Regions from separate parts of the Homo sapiens genome. Here region 1 is linked to region 2. Evidence: chromatin loops called from intact Hi-C (ENCODE). Cell type or tissue: OCI-LY7. All regions are shown on one strand. Each heading gives the region's core, and the rest is flanking DNA. Links, peaks and the distances in the headings are about the cores only. Region 1 holds the start of MYH11 (myosin heavy chain 11). Region 2 overlaps ABCC1 (ATP binding cassette subfamily C member 1 (ABCC1 blood group)).

What was found. A loop is a pair of places that touch in the nucleus more often than their neighbours do. Peaks named below come from ENCODE experiments on the same cell type or tissue, not always from the same donor. Only the 100,000 strongest peaks of a DNase experiment are listed, where the experiment ranks them.
Region 1: it touches region 2 in a loop (5-fold over the local background); 2 of 110 quality-filtered maps call a loop at or near these places.

Annotation. Positions count from the first base shown.
Region 1 is chr16:15,855,702-15,858,607 of GRCh38, reverse strand. It overlaps MYH11 (myosin heavy chain 11), which reads left to right and starts at 1,580. Exons shown (of 41, transcript NM_002474.3): 1 at 1,580-1,667. RefSeq lists an enhancer at 33-534. In OCI-LY7, for the core only: a CTCF peak has its summit at 1,469 (motif pointing right); DNase peaks (open chromatin) are centred at 1,347, 2,197 and 2,497; H3K4me3 peaks cover 2,186 bases; H3K27ac peaks cover 1,805 bases.
Region 2 is chr16:16,095,011-16,097,916 of GRCh38, reverse strand. All of the region lies in intron 19 of ABCC1 (ATP binding cassette subfamily C member 1 (ABCC1 blood group)), which reads right to left. Among named protein-coding and RNA genes, the nearest start is that of ABCC6, 130 kb to the left of the region's middle. In OCI-LY7, for the core only: CTCF peaks have their summits at 1,430 and 1,632; DNase peaks (open chromatin) are centred at 1,066 and 1,606; H3K4me3 peaks cover 1,146 bases; H3K27ac peaks cover 2,500 bases.

The sequences.
Region 1 (2,906 bases), core at 271-2,770, 240 kb after region 2:
CTTCCGGGCCTTCCCCAAGCAGAGGGGTCCCCATCTAGCCCCGCGGGGCAACGGCGGCCGGTGGCTGCGTGAAGGGCCCCCTCCCCCGACGCCGGGGAGCAGGAAGGCCACTCGGCACCATATTTAGTCAGGGGGAGCCGGCAGCCCAGAGCTGGTATGCGGCGCTGGGAATTCCTGCAGGAAGGAGTCCGCGCCTGCCCTTTTTGGGTTGTCTCCCGCCCGCCGCTCCCGCCGCTCCCGGGGAGGGGGACCGGCCCGGCCCGGCCCGGCCCGGGAACCTCGGAGGAGCTGGTGCCGCGCGGGGAGCGGAGCGCCCGGGCTGCCCGCGGGTCCCCGGCCTGGCGCGGGGCCAGCCCACCGCCTCGACTTCCTTTTATGGCCTGTGTGTGCGTGCGTGGACAGGAGCGGGGAGGGAGGGACGGGGAGAAGACGGAGAGCCTGGGGAAGAGAGAGAGAGAAAGCGCAGAGATAGGAGTGAGACACGCGGGAGAGATGGAGAGCAAGAGACACAGAGACCAGAGACAAAGTGAGACAGGAGGGAGAGACAGATACATCGACAGATCTAGAGAAGCGAGAGGGACAGAGACAAAAGATAGAGCGAGAGACAGCAATGATCAGAGTGACAGACATGCAGAGACAGTGGCAGAGACAGAGCGAGAGAGCCTGTGATGGAGAGAGACAGGGAATGCAATTTTAGGCGAGGAATCCTTGGGGAAGGGAAGTTGTTGAAGGGAACTCGCAGACTCTGGGGGCACACCCACTTTCTCCTTGGATCTTGACACTTGCATCTTGTAAATAACGTAATTATCACCGCCACCGCCTTCCCCCATTTTGTAGCTATGGACACCAAGTCTCAGAGAAGTGAAGTGACTTGCCCAAGGTCACGCAGCTGGCGAGTGGCGCACAGGGGAGGGGGACAGCTGAAATAATCACAGTGGGCTTATTTTTAATTTTTATTTGTATTTTGGTCGTGGTGATGTGGGTGGAGGTGGAGATGGCAAGTTGGGAAAAGTAAAAACTTCCCCTTCCTGCACGGTTCCCAGCAAGGGTGGGGGCCTCCTGTCTTGCACTTTGCAAAGTTCAAGAAATCCCCTTTCCCTACCCTTCACGCTGCACAGCCGGCCCTCTTTCCAGACAGTGCGATGCCAATAAAATGGGAAGTGGGGTGGGAGATGTCAAGTCAGATCCACCACAGCCCCGACACGGGGAGGAAGAGGTTAAAGCCTTTGCGGCCGGAACCGACTCAGGGAAGACGTTCTCAAGCATCCCGCACAGACACTGCCTGCTCGACCCCCTTTCTCTAGGGATCCGGAGCGTCTGCGACCGCCTGGGGCCGGGGCTGAGACTCCCGTCCCTGTGCGCACCTGTTCCGTGCGCCCTTGTGCGGTGCGCACCTGTTCCGTGCACCCTTGTCCCGAGCGCCCCAGCTCCTTGCGCTCCCGCCGGGGGTGCGCCCTGCAGGGGGCGCGGCGAGGGGGCCGCGAGGGACCCTCCCCAACTCCACCCCTTCGGCCTCCTCCCCTTTCCCAGCCGCGGGCAGCTCCGGGTCTATAAAGAGAGGCGTCCGAGGACGCGCAGGGAGATTTGGACGCTCCGGCCTGGGAGGTGCGTCAGATCCGAGCTCGCCATCCAGTTTCCTCTCCACTAGTCCCCCCAGTTGGAGATCTGTAAGTAGTAGTTGTCATTCTGGGGGCAGATTGCAGGGCAGGGGGGTGTTAAAAGTCCTATAGGGTATTCTATAGGGGCTGGGGTGCACTTAGGGGTCCCTGTTGTCAACCTCGTAAGGGCCATGGTGGGGGCAGAGTTGTGATTTGGATCTCTCTCTGCCTTATCGTCTTAGATTATCCTAGACTTTCCCCAAACAGCATTTCTTAAGATTGCCAGTGAGAAGTACCATTTTGGGGGTGCTTATTAACGATATCAATGCCTGGACCCAACTCCATTTCCCAACTCTAGAATCCCCAGAAAAACTGCCTTAAAAAAAAAAAAATTAGTCCCGAGTGATTCTTGTTAAGAGGCTAATCCAGGAGATATGCTCCCTTGGAAATCTCAGAGGTCCGGTGCAGACAATCAAGGCATCTCACTTTTATTCTAGGCACCAAAAAATTTACAGCTGAACTTCACTGAAAAGTCACTTGCTATCACACAGAAGGGCAAAGTGAGGCTCCTTGTGGATTTGACCGTATTGCACAGTTGTGTTGATAATGCATTAAATCAGTTAAAAACACATGGGCATAGGCTTAGCAGAAAGGAGTGTTGTTGTTTTTTTTTTTTAATCAGTTTAGGGGAGGTTCTTCTATGTTGAGAACCCCTGGGAGATAAGGCTGGTTGTGATCTAGTTTGTTACAGCCCACTTTTTCCTCTTCTCCAAATTAAAAAAAAAAAAAACAACTCACCCAGGTTGACCCCAAAGGGCCCCCAGATACCCAGGTGGGCTCCAAAGTCTCCATTTGCTTCCACGATCTGCAGGTGCGTTAGGTAAGATTACACTAGAATTTCCCGCAGAGCCACCTGTGTCAATGCCACTCTCGTGCCCAACCAAATGGGTAAAACGAGAGAAAGTGTGGCTACTGCCTGTTGTAAGTTTTCTTCCAGCACAGGGTCTGGTAGGGATTTTGCCACTTGAGAAAAGGTACCATCCAAAGCCATGCTTGTCAAGAAGTAAAAGAAAATATTTAGAAACCCAAGGTGGGAGTGTTTAGTTGCAGTATGAAGAACTGAGAGATTAAATGGTGAACTGTCCGTCCGGGGTTTGGCAAAAAGAATGCAGGCTATTAATAAACTGCTTTGCATAGTTTTTTGTTTCTTTGATTTACTCAACGATACTATTTTAGAATTGTTCAGAGACGGAACTTGACGCTGAACTGAAAGTCATTAGGTGGCAGGGTGTGAAATAAGATAGAGAA
Region 2 (2,906 bases), core at 211-2,710:
TCATATCCATTACTGTATCACCAGCACCTGGCACAGCAGGTGGCCAAGTGCAGTTACACAAGATGCACACTGCACAACTCAACGTGGGGGGCACCATTCCACACAGAGGCTCACGTACCAGGTGGCCTTGTGGCACACAGCAGGCACTCTGTACACACCCGACAGACAGATGGGCAGACTGACAAGTGTATAGTCAAGTCAAGAAGCAGAGCTGACTTCCCAATGCCAGAGGGGCCCCTCTCATAGGCAGGACTGACAAAGCTGCTTTCTAAAGCAGACCTGAGAGGGGGTGAAATCCACTCCTATTTTCTCCTAGTCTGAGGTATTTATCTGCAGTGTAAACATCCAAAGCCCTCCGGCCTACCCACTGCTTATGCAGGACATGCCTTGAACAGCCAAGGTGCGATTCATCCACTCATTTAACACATTTACTGAGTGTCTACTATGTGTCAGGCTCTTTTCTTAGTCCTGGGGATGGAGAGACAACCAAAAAGCCCTCAGAGCAGCCGGGCACGATGGCTCATGCCTGTAATCCCAGCACTTTGGGAGGCTGAGGCGGGTGGATCACTTGAGGTCCGGAGTTCAAGACCAGCCTGACCAATGTGGCACAACGCCGTCTCTACTAAAAATACAAAAATTAGCCGGGCGTGGTGGCAGGCATCCGTAATCCCAGCTACTTGGGAGGTTGCGGCAGGAGAATCACTTGGACCCAGGAGGTGGAGGTTGCAGTGAGCCGAGATTGCACCATTGCACTCCAGCCTGGGCAACAGCGTGAGACTCCCAAAACAAACAAAACAAAACAAAACAAACAAACAAAACCCTCAGATCTTAAATTCCAAAGGAAGAGATCAACAATAAATGAACAAGTAGATCCATAATTTACTCCAGGCAGCAATAAGTGCCACAAAGTAATCAAAGCAGGGAAGAAGAGGGACATGAAGGCTGGGGGCCAGGGTGGAGAATGCTATAAAGTAGCAAGAGTTCTTTCTTTTTTTTTTTAAAGCAAACACACGAAACTTGTAATTCAGTGACTGTCACTGAGTTCATGCAACCACCAGGTGTTGGGTTTTGGATGCTGTCAAGCCAGGTGCTGTTTCTACCCTTGACCCACGTACGTTAAGTGCTGCCCCGGGTCTGTGTATTCCGTTGCCAGTCCTCTCACTGTTTATTCCACCAACACTGCCTTTACTCAAGAAGGTTCTGGAACTCTGCTTGGGCAAGGTCCAGCAGGCCAGCCTCCCCGGAGGGAAGAATTCAACTCACAGCTTTATAGTCAACGCCTCATTTTTGACCAAAAACGGCATTCACTGGCTGCCTCACTGACCTCCTCCCCCAGCCTCGGCAGAGAAAGCTCTTCATCCTCAAAAGAGGAAGAAATCCGGCCTCTGAGGACAGCCAGAAGGAATGTGGGGGTCTGTCTGATGAACTCTCTCGGCAGCTGCTCTGTGCTGACAACTAATTTGTGTAACTTGGGGAGGTGCTTATGGCCCACTGTTAAGAAAAGAAATCAAAAGGTGGCAGGAGATGAGAAAACTCTAAGATATACTCTCAATCTTGTCAAGGGAGAAGGCCTAGGAAGGAAGGACAGGTGAAAAAGATGCCAAAGCTAACAACAGCTCCCCTTCTGGGCAGTGAGGGCAGAAAGATGTTCTTTCTCGGGAGTTTTTTTTTGTTTTTTTGTTTTTTTTTTGAGACAGTCTCGCTCTGTTACCCAGGCTAGAGTGCAGTGGCACAATCTTGGCTCACTGCAAGCTCTGCCCCCCGGATTCACGCTATTCTCCTGCCTCAGCCTCCTGACATTTCTGTATTTTTAGTAGAGATGGGGTTTCACCATGTTGGCGAGGCTGGTCTCGAACTCCTGCCCTCAGGTGATCCGCCTACCTTGGCCTCCCAAAGTCCTGGCATTACACATATGAGCCACCTTTTTTCCTGATTCTTTGTACTCTTTTGTAGTTTGCAAATGTCTACGATGAGCACATGTTGCTTTTATAATCATTAAGAAAAACTCGGTAAATACTTAAGAGGGAAAAATATTTGCCATGAGGTTAACAGATGGTTCAAGCAAGGTTTTGAAAAATGGCCACGGGCCAGGTGCCGCGACTCATGCTTATAATCCCAGCATTTGCATTTTGGGAGGTCAAGGTGGGAGGATCGCTTGAGCCCAGGAGTTCGAGACCAGCCTGGGCAACAGACTGATATCCCATCTCCATAAAAAAACATAAAAATATATAAATAAAATTTTTTAAAAGAGAAAAATGGCCACATTGTTGGAATAAAGATCCTTCTCCCAAGAGGACAAGGGAAGAATTCAGCAGTGTGAAGTCGGAGCACACAGGGTTTCTTGCTCGTGGTGCTTTGGATGTCCTGGCAAGGGGATTCCCTGTCACGGGGGGCAGGGTAAGGGGGAATTCGTCTTGAGTGCTGTAGGATGTTTAGCGACATCGCTGGCCTCTACCCTGCTTGCCTGCCAGGGGCAAACCCCACTCCAGTTTTGACATCCCAACATGTCTCCAAACATTGCCAACTGTCCCCAGGGTGGGGGCAATTTGCCCCTGATGGAAAACCACTGCTCTAGGTATTAGGTTCCTAAGAAAGAAACCAGAGTCATGAAGATGTGTTTTACCTTCCAGGTATGAAGGTTAATGAGCCATTTTTTTAAATCCCTTAAAAATTTGTTCCCCTAAGGGGCTTGAGGCAATCTGTGAAAATGGTTCACTATTCACTTTATCCAGAAAACACCACAGAATCATGCAGATCAAGAGGTTCAAATCTTCGTGTTCACCTTAAGAACATTTGTGAGGCCGGGCATGGTGGCTCATGCCTGTTATCCCAACACTTTGGGAGGCTGAGGCAGGAGGATCCCTTGAGGCCAGGAGTTTGAGACCAGCCTGGTCAGCATGGTGAAA